2 separate regions of the Homo sapiens genome follow, and region 2 is linked to region 1. The links are chromatin loops, found by intact Hi-C in ENCODE. Cell type or tissue: PC-3. All regions are shown on one strand. Links, peaks and the distances in the headings refer to the core of each region. The heading gives the core; the rest is flanking DNA.

Region 1 (10,257 bases), core at 1,952-6,951:
AAAAAAATCAGAAATCCATGCGTAGTTACCTTATATTACACATTTCCATGAACTTTTTGAAGACTCCTCGTATTTCATTTAACAACGGAAGAGTCCATTCCCTTACTAGTATTGTCAAAGAATGGTCCTTTCTGTGGGAGAGCAAAGCACACCAAAGAGAGAGTTGGAAGAAACACTAAAGGTGGCAGCACCTACTTCCTGCAGGTGACAAACTCATGGCAAGTCTCCGTACCTTATCTTTCACTCCACCAGAAAGAAAATTCATTAAGTGATGAATGTTGACTCCAGGATGCCTGTTGACATGTTTCATTGAATTTTAAAATGCAGCAAAAGTCAAGCTTTTTCTTACTGAAAGTCAGTTTGATTGACGGTGAGTTTGGCTTTACTAATTAAGTTAAATGGTGGACAAAATTTATAAGTGAATGAGCTAAATCTGCAGCTCCGTGTGTGTGTGTGTGTGTGTAAACTTATTTTTTAAAAATTATACTAGTAAGATATTTCAAAATTAATAATATCTTGATTATTCTAACCCTTTCAGAGTATATCAGATTAAATGAGGCACTTCTTGTGGAAAAGTGACACAATATAATTGCCATGGAAGAGATTTTTAAATATACTTTCTAGAAATTGAGAATATGAATGAGTGCAATGACCAAAAATAAATGTTCACAGTTAGTTGATTCTCCATTCTTCAAAGAAGTTCAAATTGATGGAACACCTAATTGAATTGTCAGCTGATAGATCATTAAAAATAATTTTTGATGATAGATGACCATGATTTGGGTATATAACTGGGAAGGAGTTAAAAGAATTGATTATCTTTGATATAACAAAGCTTTTTCTATTTCAATCATATTTTGTGAACATGTTTTCTCAGCAGGTACATATATAAGAAAGAAAAAATAGAAGTAGAATTGAAGCTAAGCACTGCCTCATTTTAACAATAAGTAATATTCATCCATGTATAGAGAAGAAGGCTGAAAAAAGAAAGCCCTCCTATGTCATTAACAGATGCATTTCCAATAACATTGCATTTTTGTTATTTATTAAAATTCATATTATATTGGCTGGGTGCGGTGGCTCACGCCTATAATCCCAGCACTTTGGGAGGCTGAGGCAGGCTGATCACGAGGTCAACAGATCGAGACCAACCTGGCCAACATGGTGAAACCCTGTCTCTACTAAAAATACACACATTAGCTGGGCCTGGTGGTGTGCGCCTGTAGTCCCACCTACTCGGGAGGTTGAGGCAGGAGAATCGCTTGAACCTGGGAGGCAGAGGTTGTAGTGAGCCAAGATCGTGCCACTGCACTCCAGCCTGGCAACACAGCAAGACTCTGTCTCAAAAAAAATTCATATTATGATATTTTGATCAATAAAATTGTTTTAATGAATAATATAGAAATTGTTTTTTAACACTTAGAGCTAATGATCACAGGAGGTTTTCAGTTAATTTCAATACCTACACAGTTTTATTACAGTGACTATAATAAGCATGAAGACATATTAGAATAAAATTCCATGGGGGAAGTGGGATGGAAATGCAGATCCAAAGAGAAATAAGAACAATATAAAAGTTCTGATGGCCAAAGAAGACCTGGTTGGCATAATTTTTAAACAAGTGATGGTGGCTAACACATTGTTATAGTATGTATGTTTCACTGGACACATTAAGGAGTATTATTACAATTTTATAACTGTCAAATTTTCAGTATGCCAGAGATTGTACTTTTTGTGATTACTGTTTAAATTCCTGATTTAAAAAAGTGTAGTTGTCAATGTGCTCACACTGCCTCAGCCTCGGCTTAGCCCTCCCCTCGCTGGAATACTCTTCCCCTCCTGGCCAGGACAGTGTGTGCATGGAGGCCCTGGAACTGGTGTGGCCCAGCCATGTACAGAACCCAGGATGGGGCATGTGGTAGGGGTAGGGGCACCCAGGACTTAATGTCTGCATCACAGCTTTGCCAGAGCTGTCCTGACCACACCATTCTCCAACAGCCAAGCAGAGGGAAGTTTCATACCTTCCTTCAGGGATTATGTCCTCCATGTGAGCTGAGGACAGCAACAGGTGGCATCCCTGTTGGGACAAAGAGTCTCCAGGACTTTCAGGCTACAGACCCTTGCAATGTCCTCTACCTTAACCGGTGATGCTTGGATTCCTACAAGAAAGTGTACTAAGGGGCCTGGGCTCACACACATACATGCATACACACACACACACACGTGTATACACACCCACATACCATTTACCCCATCCACTGCACAGCCTACCCTTCCCCCTAGCAAACTCTGGATATGCACTCCAGGGAGAAAGGGAGGGAAGACTTAAGCATACAGGCTAATGGAGAAGACAATCCCTACACAAAGGCTGAGAGAGGGCATCAGAATGCCTACCCCCTCTATCCCCAGTCAAAATGAGGGACAGAATTTGTTTTCTTAAAAAAAATGACGGTTTAAAGGGTCCAGAGCCTGAAATATTTACCATGCTTCTTTAGGACTAGCTGCAACAGAAGAGAACCACTTATATAAATAGCAAGGCCATCATAAAGAAAGCAACGTCTTAGGGAAGAGCAATCCATGAAGGACGCCTGGAGGAAAAGAGATATTTAAATGAGTTTTTGAAGGTGGTTTGAATCTCACAGAGGCTACTAAGCAACAATTCCGATTTTTATTGTCCCCTAGAATGTTCCCTCTGTGGTGAAGAGATAGTATTGAAAATACTAGAGATCGGCTGGAGACAGATAAGCGGAAATTTGGGGAAGGGAAGTGAGAGGGGTGGAGTGGGATGAGAGAAGAAAACTCCTGTCTCAAGTCTAGTAACACTGCCCTACTTCGTTTCATTATCAGAGAAGAACGGGCCTTATAAATGATGACGTTATAAGTCTAAACACCAGCCCCAGGGAAAAGCATCTCAGCTGCCTCGGTAATTATAGATCTGCTTCCTGCCTGCCTTCGAGAGTGATCTATGTGAGCACCGGGAACTGACAAGCAGGAGAACTTTCCTCCAAGACCAGTGAGGTTTTAGCTGTAAAAGCATAACCTGGCACAGTGCTGAGCCTTGTTGGGTTGTCCTGGCTTTGGGCCTCGGTCAGTGAACCCACAGGATGTGGGGCCAGCGGGTCCCTGGACCCAGTGGCACAGCCACGGGGGACCACCAGGCCCACTGCTCAGTCCTCTTCTCCTTGGGTGAAGTGAGCCACAGCAGTGGGTGGTCACCCACTTTCCAGCCCAGTTTGGTCCCTCTCTTCTAGGCACTCTTGGTTCTAGCCCAGCCAGGGGGCTTGCTCTAGCCCAGAACCTCCCTGCCCCTGTGTTGTCCTGCTAAAGCCACTTCCCTCCCAGAAATGCCCTTTGTCTGTACACCCCCATGTCTACCTTCTACCGTTCCGTCAAGCCTTCTCTCTAAAGTCCCCCACCTACCCCCCCGATAAAGCCTTCTCGGAGTCCTTATCCACCCACCCAGCCCTTGAGCTGAAGTCAGCTATCCTCTGAGCTGCAGCCCCTGAGTTCCTGACCTGTAATTCTCTCATGGTTATTTATGTGGTCTGATTGCCCCTCCTAGCCTGGGGCAGGGATTATCAGTTCCTCTTCACTTCAACTCCATGGACATGAGCTGAGCACCTTCAGGGCACCAGGAACTGTGCAGGGTACATTAGTGAGGGCGGGAGACCTGGCCTTACAGCCAGGAGCTAATATCTCCGTAGGAGAACTGAGGCTTAAACAGCCTGGCCAAGGTTGCCAAACAGCCCAGCGCACCACCCTCCATGGCCAAGCTCCACTCTCTCCCTACAGCTGTAGCCCAGAATGTGGTTTAGTACCAGAAGACTGATTTCTCTTTCGCTGTATGCAGACCAACTGTTGACGAGGTGATGGTCCAGGAAGCCGTGGTTGGAAGGAGGTACAGCAAATATTGCTCAGTGCTTAGTCACTGGGCATGGGCCTCCCAGGAATGACAGCTGCACCCTCTGTCATAACATTTTATCTATCTGGAGGCCCAGGAGGGACTCTGGGAGCCAAGATTCCTACTGGCCCCAGCAGAGTACAGGGAGAACATTCAGTTCACAACCAGCAGGTGGTTCCTAACTTTCTGAGAAGGTAATGAAAGTTCTGGATGTTCTCCCCAGAAATGCACAAAAACATATGCACATACTGTTTTGCACACAGCTTCAGGGAATCACCCACCCTCAGAAGCCTATCCATGGAGCCCTGCACTAGTACTTTGATCTAAACTATGGGTCCTTTAGTGTGGGTGCTGAGAAACAATGGGCAAAACATATGTATTCTGGGGAATGGGTGCTCAGAAAATGTTAATGAATGACCTTGACTTTGACCAGGCCAAGATCCTTAATTGTGGTCACTGATGGGTATTTCTTATACTCTCTGCTAGAGCCTGTGTGAGCCCTTAGCTGGAGCTCTCCCAGGGTTCAGGTAGAATAAGCAGCCCACTGCATGGGGGCATCTGTGGGGTTCAGGGAAGGCCCCGCTCCTCAAAAGCCCCTTCCTCGAACAATCTGCCTTTGGACTCACCATCCCTAGAACTCTGCCGTTAGCATAACATCCTTTTGAAGGATCCTTTTGAGTTTACGGAGCCCCTTTGCCCCTCCCAGAAAGAGCTCAGGGGTGAAGGACAGATGTGTACAGAAGAGAAAGGATCTCAGCAAATGAAGGTAGAGAGCAAAGAGACTTCCCAATCTGGACTCAGCCTTCCCTAAGGGTGATATTCAGACCAGGAGCCTGCAGTCTTTAGAAAGTTTGGATTTATCCAAGCTGGAAAGGCTTTCCCAAAAGGGGTGTAGAGGGATGAGGATGCAGATTTATTGGGTTTCTATTATGTGCCAGATGATTTCCACATATTATCTCATTTAATCCTCACAGTGTCAGGAAGAGCAAGTATCATTTTCCGCATTTACAAGTGAGGAAACTGAGGTAAATGTGCCCAAAGTCACACAGCTAGTATGTTGCAGAACCCATAAGCTTTCCTACCATATAATAAATTGAGGGAGTTTTGCTTTATTTTGTTTTAGGACAGAACACAGATTGAGCCTGTGGTCACTTCAGCTGAGAATCAGGGATAATTTGCGGAGACTAAAGTTGCCCTGAATTACCTCAACTTTAGAAACTGGCAAATAGGCAAAAACCCTGTTTCCCATGGAACCAGTACTAGTTTGCACAGTGATCTTGAGAACTAATCATTTTTATTTTTCAGTAGACATACCCTGCAGCTCTTAGGATGCTTATAAAAATCTGGCTGGACACAATGGCTGATGCCTGTAATCCCAGCACTTTGCGGGGCCAAGGCGGGTGGATCACTTGAGGTCAGGAGTTCGAGACCAGCCTGGCCAACATGGTGAAACCCCATCTCTACTAAAAATACAAAAACTAGCTGGGCATGGTGGCGGATGCCTGTAATCCCAGCTACTTGGGAGGCTGAGGCAGGAGAATCGCTTGAATCTGGGAGGAGGATATTGCAGTGAGCCAAGATTACGCCACTGCACTCCAGCCTGGGCAACGGAGTGAGACTCCATCACAAAATATATATATATATATACACATATATATGTGTGTATATATATATATACACACATATATATGTGTATATATATATATATGTGTGTGTGTGTATATATATATATATATATATATATATATATATATATATATATATGAGAAAGTGGAAAGATTTTCCCTAAAGACCTAGGGCCAGGTCTTCCAGAAGCTGGGGATGATGCTGTCACACACACCTCTGCTAGGATGCCGTGTTTGGGAGCCCAGGGGAACTCAGAAGCCAGGCCCCTGCGAATGTGACCAGGGACTTAACTGTCCATACGCTTTATAGTACAAGAAAATCACCAGCCTGGGAAAATATTCACTTCCAACACATTCGTTATTTCAATATTTTTTTTTTGGGAAGTATTTTTATTTACTTTGCCTCTTTGGCTTCTCCTGTTATTTTCAAAAACAAGCATACTCCCATAAATGTGATAGTCATCATGGACATAGCAGCTAACATCCAGGAATCTACTGCAGACTAAAAAGCACTTTCCTTTGAAAGAAAAATTATGATTATGGAACATCATCAAGGCTTTATAAGACAGTCAGTGTTCACATGGACACAGGGAGGGGAACATCACACACCAGGGCCTGTTGCGGGGTAGGGGGCAAGGGGAGGGAGAGCATTAGGACAAATACCTAATGCATGAGGGGCTTAAAACCTAGATGACGGGTTGATGGGTGCGGCAAACCACTATGGCACATATATACCTATGTAACAAACCTGCACATTCTGCACATGTATACCAGAACTTAAAGTAAAAAAAAAAAAAAAAAAAAAAAAAAAGAGTCAGTATTGAAATAAAGATTTTTTTTTTTGTAATAAGCAACTTTTAGTATGTATATTTCCTCCTGTTTCTCTTATGGATAAATTTATTTTTAACTAGATGTTTTAAAATAAATCACTCTCCTAGTGACCTCATTAGACAGGAAAATAGGGACCAACCAGGGCATCTACATGCAAATAAATATTTTTGCACACTAATATTTGCAAACTAATGACTTTTGAGGTCAGTTAGAGAGGTTTCTCAGGCAAAACCATCTGGATAACCTCTCCAAAAAACAAAACCTTTTCCTACTTAATAGAAGGTTCTGCAGTAAACATTCTTGGCACCTCAAGTTGTCTTGTTGCTAATCAGCTATTATTATAGGGGTTCACTGCAGAACAATGTCCTAAAAGCTCTTTATCTCAGTTACATAAGCAGAATGGCATTTCAAAATCTCATTTTTAAAAGGCATTAGTCACCAGTATAACAAAACACATGCTCTGTACCAATAAAATTTAATGTTCAATAAAAAATGCTTGTTTACGTGCATTTTTATATGCCTCTATATAAAAGAAACCATGTTTTCATGAGATGAAGTATTTTCCTTAGGTCAGTGGACACTCCCTCCCATTTCTCTGTCAAAACCCATCCCATCTCATTGTCATCTTCCCTGGAAAGAAGGCAGAAATTCAAGAGAGGAGGAGGAGCAGATTCGGGAGTTATAACTTTGTGATTTGAAGCTAAACGGTAGCTCTGCCTCCCTGCTCACCTGACCCAGTCTGATATGAGTAACTACTGCAGGCAGATAGTTAGAACAAGCTTCATCACATCTCTGCACCCAAACCCACCAGGTTGTGAACCTGCAAGAGGGTCCCCTTCCTCTACGCCAGCAGTAAAGAGAGAACCAGAGCATGCATGAGGACAAGAACAATGATAAAGGGTGGTTTACTTTATTTTTTTTACATTCCCTTTGTTATTCTTAAGTCCAGAGGAATCAATCAAAACAACTGCTTGTTAAATTAAACATTTGCTCCATCCAAAATACTTGACTTGTATGAAGTAGGGTAATAGTTCACTTTAAGCCACTATAGCTCTATTTGATATCTTTAGGCTAAAATTTCTCCTTCAGTCTAATTTAAACTTCCTAATTGAAGTTTATGGACTAGCAGTATCTAATTTTTGCCTGTGTTACTAGGTTTGATGTATTTCTTACACGCATTCAGAATTCACATAGCACAGCATTGTAAAGATAATACTAGGTCATTCACAGACTTGTCTTATGTGCTTAGCAACCATGGGAAAAGGTGGTCAGACTTAAGGGTAGGATCTTGTAGGTAATATTTTTCTTTTTGGTACTATAAACAAAAATGTGTTGTATTAAGTAGTATTTAATTCTAAGAGCTTAAAATTTTATTCAATAACAGGTTAAATGATTCATTAGATACCAAAACCCTAACAAATAAAAGCATTTTAAAATTAAGCTTCATAGTAACAGAGTGGAATCATGAGGACAGAGAAATATGTCCTGGCAACTATTTTTTGTGTTGGCAAACAAGTCCAGCTCCGACTAACTCTTCCTTTTCCTTGCCTGAAAGCCTTTTCAAATTCTAGACAAACTACTTCTCTGTCAGAGTTCAGAAAAAGAATGGAAAAACAAAGCTAAGCTGACACCATTTTTTGCCCATGATGTCATTTTCTGTCTTCCAAAGCCTGTGGGTCTGATTTTGATGTCAGGGTGCGTAACTCCACAGTGACAGCCCCAAATGTATTTGGAGGGGGAAATAGCCTTTCAGCTCCGTGGCATTTTCCCCACGAAGACAAATATAGCCCGGGCTGAAATCACTTAGTGTCAATCAAGGTAACCAGATCAGCTCAGCATTAGTAATGAATTTGGTCACGTGCCCCCACAGAGAGCAGAGTGTGAGATAGCTGAGCACTTGTTCCATGTGACACCCACTGGCTTCTATGTCAGGCCACAGCTCTCCCAGCCTAGCTAGGAAGCAACATGGTAATTTAATCTGCCACCCACTCTAATTACCAAACTCAGAGAATTATCAGGGCTGCCAGGAAAGGGTTTTCAGAGCACTGGGTCTAGGCTTGGTGGCTGGTATGCAAGTCATGCCTGGGGTTGTCATTAGGTTTTGTGGGGTCCAAGGTTTATACAACTTGAGGTCTCTTTTTAAGGAAAAGAATACAAAACTACAAATACAAAATTAGGAGCAGGGCCTGGGAAGGGGACAGTGGAAGTGAGAGGCCCAGAAGCTTGTTTCATTAGCATCATGGTAAAGCCACCTCTGGTTGTCATGGAAACCTAAAGATCATTAGCCTTTTGCCTGTGTCCTGGATTCTGAATTGACTCCATGTTGGTCCATCCTCTCTACTCTTCTGTAATCTTTTGTAGTTTCCCATGTTTCCTCACTTGAAGATGAACTGTACAATACTATCATGGATCAGCCCTCTTCAAATAAATATAGGATTATGTGTCTGACAGGCACCAATCACCAGTTGGTATGCTTTGGTTGTTCTCTATGATGTCAACTTTTAAAAGTCAAGGATATAAGGGGCTGGGCACGGTGGCTCACTCCTGTAATCCTAGCACTTCAAGAGGCCGAGGTGGGTGGATCACCTGAGGTCAGGGGTTTGAGACCAGCCTGGCTAACATGGTCTCTACTATGAGTAGAGACGGAAACCCTGCCTCTACTAAAAATACAAAAATTACCTGTGCGTGGTGGCAGGCGCCTGTAATCCCAGCTACTTGGGAGGCTGAGGCAGGAGAATCACTTGAACCCTGGAAGCGAAGGCTGCAGTGAGCCTAGATCGCACCATTGCACTCCAGCCTGGGTGACAAGAGCAAAACTCCGTCTCCAAAAAAAAAAGGTCAAGGATGTAAGGGAACAGGAGAGGCTGTTCAGTGGGTACAAAGTTACACTTGGAATGAATAAGTTCTGGTGTTCTGTTACACAGTAGGGTGACTGCAGCAAATAACAGTGTAGTGGATATTTCAAGATAGCTATAAGAGATTTGGAATGTTATCATTGCAAAGAAATGATAAGTGTTTAATGTGATGGATATGGTAATGACTCTGATTTGATCATTATGCAATCTATACATGCATTGAAACATGGCACTGGCCCCCATAAATATATAGTTATTACCATTATTGTGTCAATTATAAATAAAAAAATCAATTTTTTAAAAGTTAGGGATATGTTCCAAATATCTTTAGTTTCCCCTAAGTAATCTGCAATAAAATCCTTGGATAAGAATGACCACAGACTCAATTACCAGAAGCAAAAATAATAGAACAACAGAGTCAGGGAGGCCCTTAAAGAGTCAGTTTTCAAGGCAAAAGATTGCCTGTCCTATTTAAGTACCTATAAACAAATTAAAAGCATTATTACCACAAATGGGAAAAATCAAATAGAGTTTATTCTCTAAAATGCAATGTTGGTTCCACATTTCAAAATAGTGTTAAATTAATAGACTAAAAGAGAAAAAGTATATGATGATTTGAACAGAGGCAGAACAATTATCTCATGAACCATAACACCCATTTCCAGTAACTCTTAGCAAATGGAAATAGAAGAAAATTTTCTTTTCTTGATAAAGAATGTTGGCTAGAAACTTGAGCGAGTGTCATATATTAGAAGGAAATAAGAAAATTCTTCCTATTGATGTTAGGAATAAAATGAAGATCCTGTCATTATTATTCCACATTGACCTGAAAGTCTTAGATTTTTAACTGATAAGAAAAAGAAATAAGATATACAAATTTAAAAGGAAGAAACAACTGTCAGTATTGACAGACAACATCACTGTATACCTAGAAAATCTAAGAGAACTCTCTGAAGTAAATGATCAGAATTTACAGATTTCATTAAGTTAGGAGGCCAAGCACAATATTAACATATAAAAACTATGGCTTGCCTCCATTCTATAG
Region 2 (10,257 bases), core at 3,039-8,038, 200 kb after region 1:
ATGTATACATGTGTCATGTTGGTTTGCTGCACCCATTCACTCGTCATTTACATTAGGTATTTCTCCTAATGCTATCCCTCCCCGCTCCCCCCACCCCACGACAGGCCCCGGTGTGTGATGTTCCCCGCCCTGTGTCCACGTGTTCTCATCGTTCAATTCCCACCTATGACTGAGAACATGTGCAGTGTTTGGTTTTCTGTCCTTGCGATAGGTTTGCTCAGAATGATGGTTTCCAGCTTCATCCATGTCCCTACAAAGGACATGAACTCATCCTTTTTTATGGATGCTTAGTATTCCATGGCGTATATGTGCCACATTTTCTTTATCCAGTCTATCACTGATGGACATCTGGGTTGGTTCCAAGTCTTTGCTATTGTGAATAGTGAATATATGGCAACCAATTTTAGACAGCTGCAGGACTATGATTCCAGGGAGAGGGAAACTACATAGAATAAGCCTCAAAATTGCCCCAGCTTTCTGTCTGAGAACACTTTCTAGACTGTGGCACCAGGAGGTAACCCAAGCAGGACATAGTAATCTTACTGAGCTGGAGAAACAGACTGGAGGTTGGGATTCCTGAAGGTTTTAAGAGTATGATATCAGAGAGAATGAAGCTCTGAAGAGCAGTATTCCAGTTACTCATATAAGTGACATCTTAAGCATTTAGCTAAATACTAAGCTGCACATACCCAGGGCACCAAGACAAGACAACACAAGGCCAGGGGAAAAAAAAAAAACAAAAAAAAAAAACAGCTGCCTGTGAGTTGGCAGCTACCCAGAGATTCCTGAGATTACACAAAGCTGGGAGACATAGGACGTCCTACCAATCATACTGAAGAGACCTCGTTGAACACCCCGGATACTCTGCTGATACCCAGAAAGGGGTAGAAGTGAGCTATTCTAGTCCTGGAGAAAGGATTACACTACCCCCACCCTAACAAAATTTTAAAAAATAATCCTTACTCAGATGGGTTCACTGATGAATTCTATCAAACATTTAAGGAAGAAATTATACCAATTCTCTATAATCTTTTCCAGAAAATAGAAGCGGAGGGAATACTTCCTAAATAATTCTATGAAACCAGCATAACCTTAATTCCAAAACCAGACAAAGACATTACAAGAAAATGACAGATCAGTATTTCTCATGAACACAGATGCAAAAATTCTCAAAAAAGCTAGGAAATCAAGTCTAACAATCTATAAGAAGAATTATACACCATAGCCAAATATAATATATCTCAGGTATGCAAGTCTGGTTCAACATTCAAAAAATCAATTAATGGAATCTATCACATCAACAAGCTAAAAAAGAAAAAAAAAATCACATAGTCCTAGCTGCAGAAAAAGCACTTGACAAAATCTAACTAACACTCATTCATGATAAAAATTCTCAATAAACTAAGAACAAACGGGAAACATCCTCAAGGTGATTAAAAACATCTACAAAAACCCTACAGCTAACATAACATTTAATGGTAAGAAACCAGAATATTTCCCACTAAGATCAGAAACAAGACAAGGATGTCCCTTCTTACCACCACTCAACATCATACTGGAAGTACCACCTAATGCAGTAAGAAAAGAAAAGTTATATAAGATTGTGAGGTGTATTAGTCCATTTTCACACCGCTATAAAGAACTTCCTATGACTGGGTAATTTATGAAGGAAAGAGGTTTAACTGACTCACAGTTCCACATGGCTGGGGAGGCCTCAGGAAACTTACAATCATGATAGAAGGGGAAGCAGGCATGACTTACATGGTGGCAGGTGAGAGAGAGTGTGTGTCTAAGTGCAGGAAAAACTACCATTTATAAAACCATCAGATCTTGTTAGAATTTACTCACTATGAGGAGAACAGCATAGGGGAAACCACCCCCATGATCCAATCACCTCTCACCAGGTCTCTCCCTCAAGACCTGATGATTACAATTCATGATGAGATTTGGGTGGGGACACAAGGCCTAACCTTATCATGAGGAAAGAAAGAAAACTCTTTGTTCACAGATAATATGATCGTCTATGTAGAAAATTCAAAAGAATTGATTAAAAAACTCCTGGAACTAATACGTGATCACAGCAAGGTTGTAGGACACAAGGTTAATATACAAAAGTAAACTGTTTTCCTATATGCCAGCAATAAATAAGTGGTATTTAAAATTAAAAACACAGTACATTTACATTAGCACCCTCCAAAAGCTTAAAGTATAAATCTAATAAGATATGTATAAGATCTATAAGAAGAAAACTACAATACTCTATTGATAGAAATCAAAGAACTAAGAGGAGAGATATTTCATGTATGTGGGTAGGATGACTCAATACTGTCAAGATGTCAGTTCTTCCCATCTATAGATTCAACACAATCCCAATTAAAATTCTAAAGTTTATATAGAGAGCTAATTAGACCCAGAACAGCCAACACAGTATTAAAAGAGAATGAAGTCAAAGAACTGACACTATCTAACTTTTAAGACATACTACACTAAGCATAGTAATCAAGACACTGCAGTATTGGTTTAAAAAAAAAAAAAAAAAGACAAATAGATCAATGGAATAGAAAGCACCAAAAGACCCATATACATAGAGTCAACTGATCTTTGACAAAAGAGCAAAGGCAATACAATGGAGAAAAGGTATCTTTGCAACAGGTGGTGCTGGAACAACTGGACATCAACTTGCAAAATAATGAATGTAGACACAGATCTTACACCCTTAACAAAAGTAAATCAAAATGAATCATAAGACAGACATGGTGGTACATGTTGATATTCCCAGCTACTCAGGAGCCTGAGATGGGAAGATCACCTGAGCTCAGGAGGCGGAGGTTGCAGTGAACCAAGATCGTGCCACTGCACTACAATCTGGGCGATAGACTAAGACTCTGTCTCAAAAACAAAGACAAAAAATGAAACAAACTCACATCAAAATGAATCATAGACCTAAATGTAAAACATGAAACCATAAAACTAGGCAATAACATAGGAGAAAATCTAACTAAACTTGGATATGGCAATGACTTTTTTAGATACAACAATAAAGGCACAATTCATAATAGAAATAATTGATATGGATTTTGTTAAAATTTAGTGTCTTTATGATACTATAAATAGTGAATATAGGTTATTATCTGTTTGTCTAAACCCATAATGTGTAACATTATACCATAATGTAAACTATTAACTTTGACTGATAATGATATGCATTCATCAATTGTAACAAATGTGCCATTCTGGTGCAGAATGTTGAGACTGGAGGGGGCTGTGCATATGTGGCAGGAAGATTTATATGGTAACTCTCTGTAGTTTTTGCTCTGTTGCGAACCTAAAACTGCTTTAAAAATAAGTCTTGAAAAAAATCCCTATATGATTCATTCTGATCTGATAGTCTGATCTGAGAGTTAATTATCTGATTACCAGAAGAAAATTCAATACTCTTTAAAGGAAGACAACAAAATTTGTATTTTCAACAACACAGAGCATCCACAATATCCACCATGTAATAAAACTAGCTAGACATACAAAAATGCAGGCACATGTGACCAATAACAGAATAATGGGTCAACTTATCCAGCAGAAACCAAACTAGGATGACCCAGATGTTGGAAACAGCAGACAAGAACTTTAAAGTGGCTCCAGGACTTAAAGGCAAATATGGTCCCAAATCAATGAATAGATGGTAAACAGCAGTAAAGGAATTAAAGCTTTAATAAACAAAGAATAAAGAAATACAGCATCTGAAATAAAATTATTGAATGGGCTTAACAGCAGATTGGAGTAGAAAAATAAATAAATCAGTGAACACGAAGAGAGATATGCAGAAATTATCCTATCTGAAGACCAGAAATAAAAAAAGAAGGAGAGGCGAGGATGGGGGGTATAAAAGAACCTTAATGAACTGTGGGACAAGATCACAATGCACAACTATATGTAACTGGAGTCCTGAGAGGGAAAGAGAGAATAGGGCAGATAAATATTTGAAGTAGTAACAAAACTTTCCCCAATTTTTTCAAAAACATAACATAATGTAAAGATGCAAGAAGCTCAGTGAACCCTAAGAAGGACAAAAACAAAGAAAACTATACCTAGAAACTTTATGGTCAAACTGCTGGAAAACAAAGATAAAGGGAAAATTGTCAAAGTAGCCAGAGAGAATGTACATGTTATATATGGAGGAACAACAATATGAGTAATGGTTAACTTTTTATCAGAAACAACAGAGGCCAGGAGACAATGAAACGGTATCTTTAAAGTGCTGCACACACACATACACACACCACAACCACTTGTCAACCTCAAATTCTATATCTTTAAAGATAACGGAAAAGGGATTTTTAGATAAATGAGATCTCATTGCCAGCAGACCTACACTACAAAAAAATTTTAAAGGGAATTTTGCAGACTAAAGGAAATTGACACCAGCTGGAAAATATATGGGTAAATATAAAATTGTGCGTGTTTATTCTAATTTTACTTAAAAGACATAAAACCAGAAAGCAAAAAGTAAAACATGGTATTCTAGGACATATATATATATATATATAAAACAATTGATGAATGCATATATATATATATGCATATATATATAGCACAAAGAAGGAGGTGAGGTGGTAAAATATTAACCACTGTTGACTGAGAAGATATGACTGTGTATTATAATCCCTAGAGTAACCACTTTAAAAAAAATGCAAAGAAGTATAGCTGAAAAGTCAACAGAATTAAAATGAAAAACTAAAAATGATTTGATTTTCTGCCAAAATAAGGCAGAAAAGGAACAAGAAATGATCAAAAAGCAGATGGGACAAACAAAGCAAACAGCAAAACTGTAGACCTTAATTCAGTTATATTAATACTTATATTAAATGTTAGTAAAAACTCCAACTAAAAAGCAAAAATTGTCTATAAAGACTGTATCACTTAAAATCTTTGCATTTTTTTCTGCAGGTAGATCATACCGAAAAAAAAAAAGAACCATAAGTAAAAAATACAACCTAAGTTTCTAACCTGGTAGGCCAGATAATCAGTTTAGAAGACAACAGCAGTGCCCTTAACATCTGTCTCTCGGGTTTCATAGCTAGTGGCCGGGGTGCAAAATATAGAACACTTCTGGTTTTTGTCCACTGCAATCTGATAGCAGATGTCCTCCCCAGATGTCTCACCTCCTGACTCTAAAAGGTAATCCTTTTCTATATAAAGTATTTTGTAAAGCCAGAATCATTCTCAGCATAGCTTCTGTAGACCACATAGGTAGTCAGTTAATGACACAAGCTTGCTAGTTAGCTGCTTGTTTGGTTCTCATTCCATAAATAGACGTTAAGATACTGATCCTGCCTTTAAAAGTTTCTGGTGATGATTAAAATTTAAACAAAATATATAACTTCTTTATGAATCATGAAACTAAAAAAATGAGTCTTTTTGTATGTTATCTAAGAGTCCTGTGTTTAAATTTTAATGCAGACAAACTTTCATTCTTTCCTCCAGTAGGTGTTCTTATGTCCCCTAGTGGATACAGGTCGATATGGTGGACGAATGATAGGGCAATACTGGCTAAGTAAAGGTTCATAAATCCTAAATGTCTGCCTTGCCCACATATTTTTCCAAACCAGTACCTTGCACTATTCTAATTTACCATAAACAAAGAAAACATTAGTATATCTGAACTGGACCACACCTATCTGCCCCCATGTGTGGTCACTGGGCTAAAACATAGTTCTGGCTCATGACATATGCATGAACAAATGCACACCAATTAGCTACACATTTTGACCTGACATAATACAAAGGAGTTGACATTTCCACTGTAAATCTCTATTTTTAGAGATTTATAGCTTAGTCATAAAAGTGGACTTTAGAAAAATCAAGAGTGCAAACTTTTAGCCATAAGAAAGAATTTTTCCCTTCTAATAAATTAAAACAGTGTGTAGAAAATCTGATCTGAAACTATGGTTCTGTGTGAGAGAGACAGAAAGAGAGAGACAGAAATAGAGGGAAGGAGGGAGGGAAGGCAGGGAGGCATCCTCCTGGTGTTCAGAAATTTTGACAGCCATGTTTAAATTATTTGTCTGTTTGAGGAGACAGAGGTTGGAGAAAAAAAGAGTATTAACGCATAATAATAAAAAAAGGCTTTTCTTCTCCACATGTAGAAAAAAGGCTCTTTCCTAATGTTTCCAGTAGTAAGTTCTAAAGATACATTTTCTCTTCCCAAATACACATACATGTATGTGGCCACACATGTAGTCAGATGTGAACTGGCTTCCAGCCCATTATTATTATAGACAGTAAACCTTTCAAATTAGACCTGAGGCTGACACTGCCAGGACAGGATCCACATTAATGTGGAGTCAGAGAGTTAATATGGAAAGGAAAGGTTTCCTTTCGCTTCCATGTCCCATCTCTACATAACCATGGCGACAGAGCCCAGGCACTCCATGTGATCTGCAATGATCCTCCACACCTAGCCTCATGCACTGGTGGCAGTGAAGACCAGGCTGCAAAACTCTGCCTCCCATACTGTTCCTATCCCCATTTCCTATTTTATCCATAGTATTTATTATCACCTGATGCACACAGGTGTGTATGTGTGTAAGTAAATAAATATGATTTGTTATTGTATCCTGGTACATAGTACGTACTCACTCTAACTGCTGCTTTAATTTTATTTCCTTAAGTACTGGTTTAGTTGAAGATCTCTTTGTTCATTTGCTGGCCATTTAGACTTTTCTTTGTATTCCCACTTCTTAACACCATGCTTCTTAGTACATAGTAGCTACTCAATAAATTGGGTAAAGGAAGGAAAAACCAGGGACAAATTTCTAACAGTTCGGCTTTTGGATTCTTCTTGCTGAAGCTGGGAATTTGGTTTAAGAAAAAGAATTGCCCTAAAATAGGAGGAGATACTGGTGACGTGGCATTGCTTGAGGGCATTACAGCAGCACAATCTCAATTCCTATTATAGAAACGCTTTCTTAGCAGGCATCAATCAACAGCAAACTCAGAAATTTTAAAGTGAAATTTAAGATGTCCTAACATGTTAAGACTGACCATAGCCATAGGCCCTCCCACTCCAAGCTGCCAAATTCTCATGCCAATACTTTCTGGGTAGGTTTTTAGGTCAATAAAGAGTTCCTGTTAACTCACACCCTAGTCAGACTAATCTCTGATGCTTTAATTGGAAATGTTTAAGTCTTTCTTTTCCTGGGAACTCAAAACTTAAGCTTCTGTCGCTTCAAACATGAACTAAAGTACAGCATCTTGTCATACAATAAAAAGATACCAAAGAAGCTGGGAGATTTAGAACCGGTATGCAAAGACACACTAGGAAGTCCTGACATGTCAGCTCCCAGGTCAAGCCTTATGAAACTCATTTATGGGATGTCATTTACCACAGACAGATTCTCTATCTTATAACTGACATGGTCAGAAACCAATTAAGCACCTCTAACAGAAAGGTCCAACAGCATACGTTGGTACAGACACATACCTTGATGCAATTAATAGATATGGGAAAAAACTTATATGAAAATGTTGCCTTTAGACATAATCTTTTCTTTAATGTTCATTGTAGTAGGACTCATTTTCCTGCAATATCTCCCGTTCTGGGAGAATTAGGTGAAACCACACCCATTTGACCCACAGACTAACTGTGCCGTGGACAACGGCTAGGTCACAGAGTTAAAGAAAATACAAATTGAAGAATTCTGGAATTTAGAAAAGAGATATGGATATTACTAACTCCTCTTTACCAGGGAGAGAATCCTACGGTATAGGAACCAAATGTTGGTCCTTAAAGAAACAGCTATATGAGCAAGATCAGGACTCAGATAATTCATCTTATTCATTCTCAACCCATCAAGGGAATATTCTATTGGAGTAAATCTCAGCTTAGAACTGACAGTTTATTTTAAGTAAGTTTGGGTTTTAAAGTGAATCAGCAACTTATTTCCATTTTAGTTTGAGAGTTTTCTGACACTGAGAAGAAATGGAGATAAGGCAGTCTAGCTACCTTTACATGCCACCCTTTTATAATATTCTAACAAAATTTCTTTCCTTCTCTGGAGGCAGTAGTGTCTCGTCCCTAAAAGTAAGTTTGTAATAAATATCTACTGTTTTGAATGGCCACACGTAGTAACAAGCTACAGTGCTGAAATTGAAAGGAGGGCAATCTGGCTGAGACATAACCAAAAAAAGGGGAAAGTACTAAGAAATAAGGCTGGAGAGTAGACAAGCTCTTGTAAGTCTCCATGGCAAGGAGTTTGAATTTTATTCCAGAGACAACGGGAACAGAGATGGGATCTGACATACTTTTTAAAAATTATGCTGTAGAAAATGGATTTTAAAAAGACAAAAGTGAAAACAGGAAGTCCTGGTAAGAGACTTTCTCAGTATATCAAGAGGGAGATGATGGCTGCCTAGAGTCAGGTAGCTGGAGGAAAAAGAGGGAAAGAAGCAGATGGAGTTAATAGTAGAGAATGATGAAGCAAAAGGAAGAATAAAGAATCTTAATAACAAGAAGTTTTTAATGACAACAGGTTTGCAGTTTTACTAATTGGGCAGATGATGATGCCATTAATAGAAACAGGGAAGGATAAGACAGTACTGCGGTTTTAATTTTAAAATTTTGGTGGGGGGGATTAGTGGAGGGACGTCAACAGTTTTTTTCTAGACATGTTAAGTTTGAGAAGCCTATTAGACTTCCAAATTGAAAGGTTAAGATGGCAGGTGGACATATGGAGTTTGGAGTTCAGGGACGAGATCAATGGTGTTTAAGGTAGAAACTGTCTAGCATGCAGATGGGAAGAACACTGTAAACATCTAAAACTTTGGCAGACAGGCAGGGTGTGGTAGGGAGAAGAACCAGTAACATCAGGGAATAAAGTGGAAATGTGTATACTGTAAGCAGCTAAGTAAACAAAGAAAAACAAAACAACTCTTTTGCAGTGGTTATATGCAAATAGTTCTGAAGTTATTTTGAAAAAAAAAAAAAAAAAGAGGTGATAACTACCCACTAGTTTTACAAAGAGTGTTGCTTCCAGATTTTTTCTTACGCATATCTAGTAATTTTCATCAGACCAGGCGCTTAATCTTTAATGACAGGTACTCCATAAATGTCTATTACAGGGCTGAATTTCCAGAGAAATATTCATAATCTGGTGCAGCTGTTTTTTATTCTAAGGGGCAAAATACAAAATGTTACAGAGAATCTACAGGAAGTTTTAAAGTTCTTCAACAGCTCTACATAAGAAAATCCATTTTACAGTACTAACACCAGAACATATTAATATTTATACTGGCCAGGAGCAGTGGCTCACACCTATAATACCATAACTTTGGAAGGACAAGGCGTGAGGATCTCTTGAGGTCAGGAGCTTGAGACCAGCCTGGGCAACATAGTGAGACCCTAACTTTACAAAAAAAATTAAAAATTACCTGGGTGTGGTGGTGCACCTGTAGTCCTAGCTACTCAGGAGACTGAGGTGGGAGAGTCACTTGAGCCTAGAAGTTAGAGATAACAATAACAAGCTTATCATTTCTTTACCAAAATATCCACATAACTTTAGTAAAGAAATAAGCTTGTTAATATGTAAAGACATGGAAACCTCCTGTATACACTTGGGTGAAGGTGGGACAGTGGTAATTTTTTTTAAATCTTTTTTCCTTCTTTTCCCAAAGAATCACTTTTAACTTTTCAGGGTAAGTTTAAAATAGCTTTGCTTTGAATGAATCCTTTTTGTTCATTATTTAAAAATCAAAATATGCAAATAAATAGACAAAGGACCACACTATACTGGTTCAAAGTTCTTTATCCTTCTTCTTTAGTTAAAAATAATCACATACATATGTTAGTTGGCATCATAATTGGGATAATTTCAATAATCTTTTTCTCTAAATTTCCTCTGAATGTACTTCTCAACTGCTCAAATACTAATGCTCTTCTGCACTGGCATCAGAAGCCACTCAAGTTGGGGAACTCCTTTGGTATCAGTAAGAGACAAAGCCTCTGGCCCTGTGACCACTCAACGTTCATTCAGCAAAGGCAACCTTCTGGCATGAAAGTAAGCCTTCAGAAGTCAGTCAGAAAGAATGATGCAAAATTTCTTGAAAACTTTGCCAGATGATGAACATAAAAAGTAGAGGGCAAAATAACATTGTCAAATTTGCTCTCCATTTTAGGAACTCAAGGCAAGACAAAAGTCATCCCGACCACAGTAGACAATGTTTCCATTGCTTTTAACTAATCCAGTAGAAAAAGCATCTAAA

Evidence for each region. Peaks named below come from ENCODE experiments on the same cell type or tissue, not always from the same donor. Only the 100,000 strongest peaks of a DNase experiment are listed, where the experiment ranks them.
Region 2: a loop joins it to region 1, with 13 times the contacts of the local background. A loop is called at or near these places in 3 of 110 quality-filtered maps.

What each region holds. Positions count from the first base shown.
Region 1 is chr2:45,234,394-45,244,650 of GRCh38, forward strand. All of the region lies in intron 1 of LINC01121 (long intergenic non-protein coding RNA 1121), which reads right to left. Among named protein-coding and RNA genes, the nearest start is that of LINC01121, 15 kb to the right of the region's middle. In PC-3, for the core only: CTCF peaks have their summits at 4,074 (motif pointing right) and 4,278; a DNase peak (open chromatin) is centred at 3,928; H3K4me3 peaks cover 299 bases; H3K27ac peaks cover 4,557 bases.
Region 2 is chr2:45,434,836-45,445,092 of GRCh38, forward strand. The region is part of intron 16 of SRBD1 (S1 RNA binding domain 1); the gene reads right to left. Among named protein-coding and RNA genes, the nearest start is that of SRBD1, 170 kb to the right of the region's middle. In PC-3, for the core only: CTCF peaks have their summits at 5,507 and 5,709; a DNase peak (open chromatin) is centred at 5,496; H3K27ac peaks cover 2,677 bases.